Linked DNA regions of Homo sapiens: region 2 is linked to region 1. The links are chromatin contacts, found by Hi-C or POLR2A ChIA-PET in ENCODE. All regions are on one chromosome and are shown on one strand. Each heading gives the region's core, a stretch centred on a gene start or an enhancer-like site at or near the end of the contact. The rest is flanking DNA. Distances are from core to core; before and after follow the strand shown. Region 1 holds the start of MYOF (myoferlin). Region 2 holds the start of KIF11 (kinesin family member 11).

Region 1 (2,932 bases), core at 297-2,796:
TGGAGAAACTCGTGGAGACAGAAGAATTCTTGTAGGTTAAGTCATGCTTATTCAATGTACTTGAAATGTTTATTTACAGGTGGGTCTGCTTGATGTGTGTTCTAAAGCAAAAAGAAGCCCAATGTTTCTTCATCCCAAGTTTTAGCCTTTTCTTCTGAAATATAACGAGATCCTGATTTAAAGTCAGCCTGCACTAACAGAAACGCTGTGAGACCACAAATAAGCATGAACTTCTTACATGTGCAAATTACTGTGTGCTTTGTGCCAGCTCCTATGCTATGACCTTTATCTTATAACAGCCTTTATCCCCAGTTCATAGATGAGGAAACTGAGGAAGAGAGGGGTTAAGAAACTTGCTCGCCAGCACGGTGGCTCAAGCCAGTAAAGCTCAAGCCAGTAAAGCTCAAGCCACGGAGGCCGAGGCGGGCGGATCACAAGGTCAAGAGATCGAGACCATCCTTGCCAGCATGGTGAAACCCCGTCTCTACTAAAAATACAAAAAAAAAAAAAATTAGCTGCGTGTGGTGGCGCACGCCTGTAGTCCCAGCTACTCGGGAGACTGAGGCAGGAGAATCGCTTGAACCCGGGAGGCAGAGGTTGCAGTGAGCCAAGATCGCTACACTGCACTCCAGCCTGGTGACAGAGCGAGACTCCGTCAAAAAAAAAAAAGAAAAGAAAAGAAAAGAAAAGAAACTTGCTAAGATGACGTAGCTCAGGGTGGTGAGGCAGAGTCTCACACTCAGATCTGGCTGACTAACCCCAGGCCGCCTCTTGTGATCTCAGCCAAGCTGCACTGTCTTCATGCACCCTCTGGGACAGAAAGACACCATGGGCAGCTGTAGGTCCAGAAACAGTGGGGAGTCACTTCTCCATTTTCACTGAAGGCAATTGGCAGCATTTGAAGAGCCGGGAAAACTTAGGCGCCCAGCTCTCACCTCTGAAGGGGTTTTGAAGAAATTCTATGTTCAGTCCTTTATATATATATATATATATATATATATATATATATATATATATATATATATATATATATAATTATTTATACATATATGTAATTATTTATATATCCCATGCCTGGATCGCGTTTACTTGAAATAAACGCTGTCATTCGTTTGCCGTCCAGTAAGAGGCACCCTTTAGCTGCTTTAAAAAAGCTGAACATAGGGTTACTGAGTGGGTGTGTTCAATGGCGTGAGAAGTAACAGCGAAAAGTCAAAAGCAAATAATGACTAAAGTTTTAAAACTCCTTGAAACTCAGAAAAGAATGAAAGCAGTGACGGAAAAATCAATTAATTCAGTTTCACGAACCATTGCTAAAAGGCAGCAACATTTTAGTGGTTTCCTGACCTACCCGTATTTCTTAGCTCCAAATTCATGTTGGTTTCATTTGTCGCACGGAATTATTTTTAGTTTAGGGTTTGTCCTTTTCACTTCCACATTTCCCGAATTCATAAGTCTGTGCCTGCGGCACTGCGTAGACGCGGGGAGTTCGGTATCAGTTTACACGTTGCCTTCAGTAAAATCCGCCAGAGGTCCACCCATTTTGCCTTTTCCCCTTCCTTGCCCTGGGAGAAATCCTCCCTTCACTGGGAGAGAACTTCTCTCCCAGGGCGGTGCGACCCGGAGCTCCAGCGCCCTAGTCTCCACTTCGTTTGCTGAAACTTGCTTTCTACCAGCTAAGAACCATGCTGCGAGTGATTGTGGAATCTGCCAGCAATATCCCTAAAACGAAATTTGGCAAGCCGGATCCTATTGTTTCTGTCATTTTTAAGGGTAAGAAAAAGTTTTCTTCTTTTTCTGAAGTCCTGTTTTGGAATGTTAGTTTCTTGAGTCACCTTCTTGAAAAGTCTGCATTTAGACAGCTGATGAAGCCAAGTCTCTCCAGCAGCGTTTGTTACCTGCGCAGGACAGGGGAGAGGACCCGTTTCTGGGGAAGGCATTTAATTTTCTCCAGGGCTTGAGACTCATGGAATGACCTGATGTTTTAGCTCTAAGAGTGTGATTTCTGTAAGCTCTTGGCAGAAAACGTATTTGCGAATCACTAAATTTCAGGTATCAACAAACATCTGTATTGGTTCAAAGTAAGTTTCAGTAGTCTTAGATGCATTTTTTCTCTGCCTGTGAGAAATGGGTAAAGGAGGAAGAAGAGCAATTAAATTGTTGGAGACACCATTACTCCTTGAACCAGCCTGACGCTGCTTTGATTGTCACTGGGTTTCTGGGAGGTGGGATGGGTGAAGTTCATAGTTTTATTGAGTTTTCCTGCCCTTTTGTGCCTTTGTAATTGTTTTTATATCTAAACTGTTGGGGAGCTTTTTTTGTACATTCTGTAGCTTTTAAATTGCTCATTGAGGAAAGAACTCTGGACAGCTAGTTTGCAATTTGGGGATCTAGTTCTATCTTGCCTGCTGAATGACCTTGGGCAAGTTACTTCATTTCTCTGGGATCTCAATTTTCTTTTCTGCAAAACAGGCGAGAAGGGTTTAGACAAGATCATCTCTAAAAACCTCATGGTTGGCTGAGCACAGTGGCTCCTCAACCCTGAGCCAACTTTGGGAGGCCAAGGCAGGAGGATTGCTTGAGCCCAGGAGTTTGAGGCTACAGTGAGCCGTGATCACGCCACTGCACTCCAGCCTGGGTGTAAAAATAAATAAAAATAAAAGGCTCATGGTAATTTTAAAAGGCTATTTTTCTATGACACTTGATTGCCATTGCAGGGGAGGGGACAGGAATGCTTGGTGTCATGGTACAATTTGATGTAAGTGACTTAGTTTTGGCTAAAGTGGGGTTTCTAAATCTCAGTGTGGAGGCTTTATCTATTTTGTTTGTCATTGGTAAGACTGCCAACTCACTTCTTGGCAAGAGGGATGGGAAAGAGAGGGAAAGGCAGAGAGAGTGGGAGCATGGATAGACATGTGTTTCCTGACCATGC
Region 2 (3,089 bases), core at 168-2,667, 890 kb after region 1:
CCTGGTTTTATTAAACAACCAAAATAATTTTAAAATTTGCACTTGTTATATGCACTGCATTTTTAAATAAAAATCTTCAAACAACTAACTACTAACAGAAGCCCCAGAGTACAACAACTAGTAAGTGTCACTGGCTAGACTTAAGATTGCCACCCAATTTCCTCTCTGACACCTTGTTTAGAAACCTAGTCATCACCTTCGATATCCACAATTCAAGTTACCAGGGCTGAGTAAACAATAGCCTAAGAAAGTTTGTTGATACAAGTTTTTCTAAAAAATAACCTTTTAATTTTAGAATACTTTGGGGTTTACAGAAAAGTTGCAACAGCAACTGTTAACAGCCACAAAAACGGACACACAAAACACACATACTCAGTAAACTGTGGAGAGCCTCTAAAAAGTTGAATAAATCAATTCTAACTAAGCAGCAGTTTCTAGCTTATTTTAAAATTGGGAAGTTATTTGGAAACCAGTCAGGGGAGGGCCGAACACCCCTCCACATCCCTTTATCTCGAAATATCCGTTTAGTTTGGTCTATGAACAAACACGCAGATGAAAGGGAAAACTGCAGCACAATCAGAAATTTACACTAGCTTAACTTGTCTTGATCTTTTAAAAAACATAAACTCACTTTATTAATTTTTAATGTTTAAAGACAGAGATGTTTACTTGTTTAGTAGGGATGCAGAAAATATTGCATCTAGAATAAAGAGAACAGTGATTGATTGCTTTTTAGAGGTAATAATACCAACGTAAGTGCTTAACCATCTGCAAAATAGGTATTCAGTCTTACTTCCAAACTGACAAACTACATGAAGTAGCATATAAAAGTGACACCTACATCTTTATTGACTATAGTTTAAACATAAGAACGCACTTTTCAGTATGGAACAGTGATCAAATCAAACATGTTATTTTCTCCTAAAAACCACATACACACAGCAACCGGGTGTCATTTTTATTGAACAGAACGCGGAGAACCAAGAAACTGGGACCCTCAGGAAATGCAAATAAAATCCCTCTCCCTGGACCGCGCAGTAGGGGGCCCAGCAGCGAAGCCGCAGCGCTCGGAATCCTGTCAGCCCTCTCCCTACCTGCATCTCACCACCACCTGGATGTTCTTCCCCTTCTCCTCTTTCTTCTTCGCAGACGAATTTGGCTGCGACGCCATGACGGTCCCCGCCAAAAAATCAAGGCCCGGCCGCGGACCTGGGCGCTGTGAGGGGCGGAGGGGCTTGGCGGCCGACAGGGGCCGGAGTCTCCCTGGTCCCTCTCGGGCGCTGGCGTGGCCTGGAGGACCGACGCACGCAGGTCGGCGTCCCCGCTCTCTACCCGGTACTCTGGCCGTGGCGTTTGTCCCGCGCCAGTCGGAGCCGCCAAATCACTAATCTCGTCTCCGCCCGAATCCCCAGAAACTAAGCAACGACTCGGCGCCTCAATTTGAAAAAGAGACAGAGTAGCCGGACCAATGGCTGCGCTGGCGCGCAAGGCACCATGGGATGCAGTATCCTCACTGGAGCCCCGCCCCCGGAGCGTGGCCTACGGGAACGTAAAGAGGTGGTCTGTCTGCTTGCTCCGGAACTTGGTAGTCCAGAGCCGAGACGCTAGAATTGAGTGTGGAACTTTTAGCGTAGCGTGGCTCAACTTACATAACGTCCCTAGCCCAAAATTCCCTCAGCTGCAGAGAGGAAATAATAGTAACCATCTCAGAGGGTTAGGGTGAGAATTAATGAGCTTGTGGAAGTAAATAGATTGGAATATATGGTAAGCACTCGCCATGATTATAATTATTAGAGAATTGTAAGAGAGGGCAGTAGAAGCACAGAAGAGAGGTCCAAAGCGAGCCGCCATCCCGGAGGCAGAGACCAGAATAGTCTTTGTGTGTGTGTGTGTGTGTGTGTGTGTGTGAGAGACGGAGTCTTGCTCTTGTCACCCAGGCTGGAGTGCAGTGGCGCGATCTCGGCTCATTGCAACCTCCGCCTCGCAGGTTCAAGCGATTCTGCTGCTTCAGCCCCCGAGTAGCTGGGATTACAGGTGCGTGCCACCACGCCCGGCTAATATTTGTATTTTCAGTAGAGATGTGGTTTCACCATGTTGGCCAGGCTGGTCTCGAACTCCTGACCTCAGATGATCCACCCGCCTCGGCCTCCCAAAGTGCTGGGATTACAGGCGTGAGCCACCGCGCCCGGTCCAGAATAGGCTTGAAGAATAATTAATGTTGGGGCCCGGTGGCTCAGGCCTGTAATCCCAACACTTTAACGGGCCGAGGTAGGACGATAACTTAAGTTCCAGGAGTTTGAGACCAGTCTGGGCGACATAGGGAGACCCCCCTCCCCGCGCCTCCCAACGGGTCTCAACAAAAAATAGAGGGGAAAAAATAGCCTGGTGTGGTGATGCGTGCCTTTTGGTCCCATCTACTCGGGATGCTGAGGAAGAAGGATCGCTGAACACGGGAGATAGAGGCTGCAGTGAGCCGGGATTATGTCGCTGGATTACTCCAGCATAGGCGACAGAGCAATGCCCTTTCTCAAAAAGAAAATAATAATAATAATAATTAGGAAGTGTTAAGCGATAAGGCTACTACAGGTTCCAAATCGTGATGAAATGGACACTGGACGCCATTTGGAGGACTCTGAATTTATCCTTTAGTCATCATCTCTAAGTGACTCCAGGCAAGAAAGCAGGGTCCGCCTCGATTTTAGAACGACTGCACTGACCGAGTGACGCAGGCCGCGGGTGCGCTGCGCTCCCCGTTTCTGCGCGGCGCAGCGGGCGGTGGCATCTCAAGGAAGCTGCGCAAACATCCGCCGCCCCGGCCTACGGATCCCAGCATGCAGCGCTCGCTGGGGCCTGCGCGCCGTCGGTCACCTCCGGCCTGCTGCGGGAGAACTTTTCGGCGTCTTGGCAGTGCCTGGCGTGACTCGACCGCTGTAGGTGTGGTACGCCGCACCAGGAAATACTGAAACAGGAGCCTATTGTTATGAATAACTTTTAAAATCTTAAGGAAATTGAACACTTGAACAAAGGATTTTTAGCAAAGCAATTTTATTTTTGCGCAGAGGGGTGCCTTTTTGGCCAGTCGCCTTGAG

The links. Hi-C counts contacts between places; a loop is a spot of excess contacts on that map. ChIA-PET counts read pairs that join two places held with the same protein, here RNA polymerase II (POLR2A). Pooled maps may share reads with other maps.
Region 2: a pooled map shows a loop between it and region 1 (4-fold over the local background). The contact joins the promoter of KIF11 here to the promoter of MYOF in region 1. A Hi-C loop is called at or near these places in 5 of 168 maps with a recorded cell type or tissue (CD4-positive, alpha-beta T cell, CD4-positive, alpha-beta memory T cell, CD8-positive, alpha-beta T cell and 1 more), 6 of 37 single-sample maps with no recorded cell type and 19 of 50 pooled maps. POLR2A ChIA-PET finds 5 or more read pairs at or near these places in 1 of 52 experiments (GM12878).

The regions. Positions count from the first base shown.
Region 1 is chr10:93,480,948-93,483,879 of GRCh38, reverse strand. MYOF (myoferlin) reads left to right here and starts at 1,546. Exons shown (of 54, transcript NM_013451.4): 1 at 1,546-1,773. The coding sequence starts at 1,686.
Region 2 is chr10:92,591,458-92,594,546 of GRCh38, reverse strand. KIF11 (kinesin family member 11) reads right to left here and starts at 1,417. Exons shown (of 22, transcript NM_004523.4): 1 at 1,095-1,417. The coding sequence starts at 1,171. RefSeq lists silencers at 1,013-1,082, 1,163-1,212 and enhancers at 680-1,431, 1,533-1,582, 1,613-1,802, 2,613-2,702.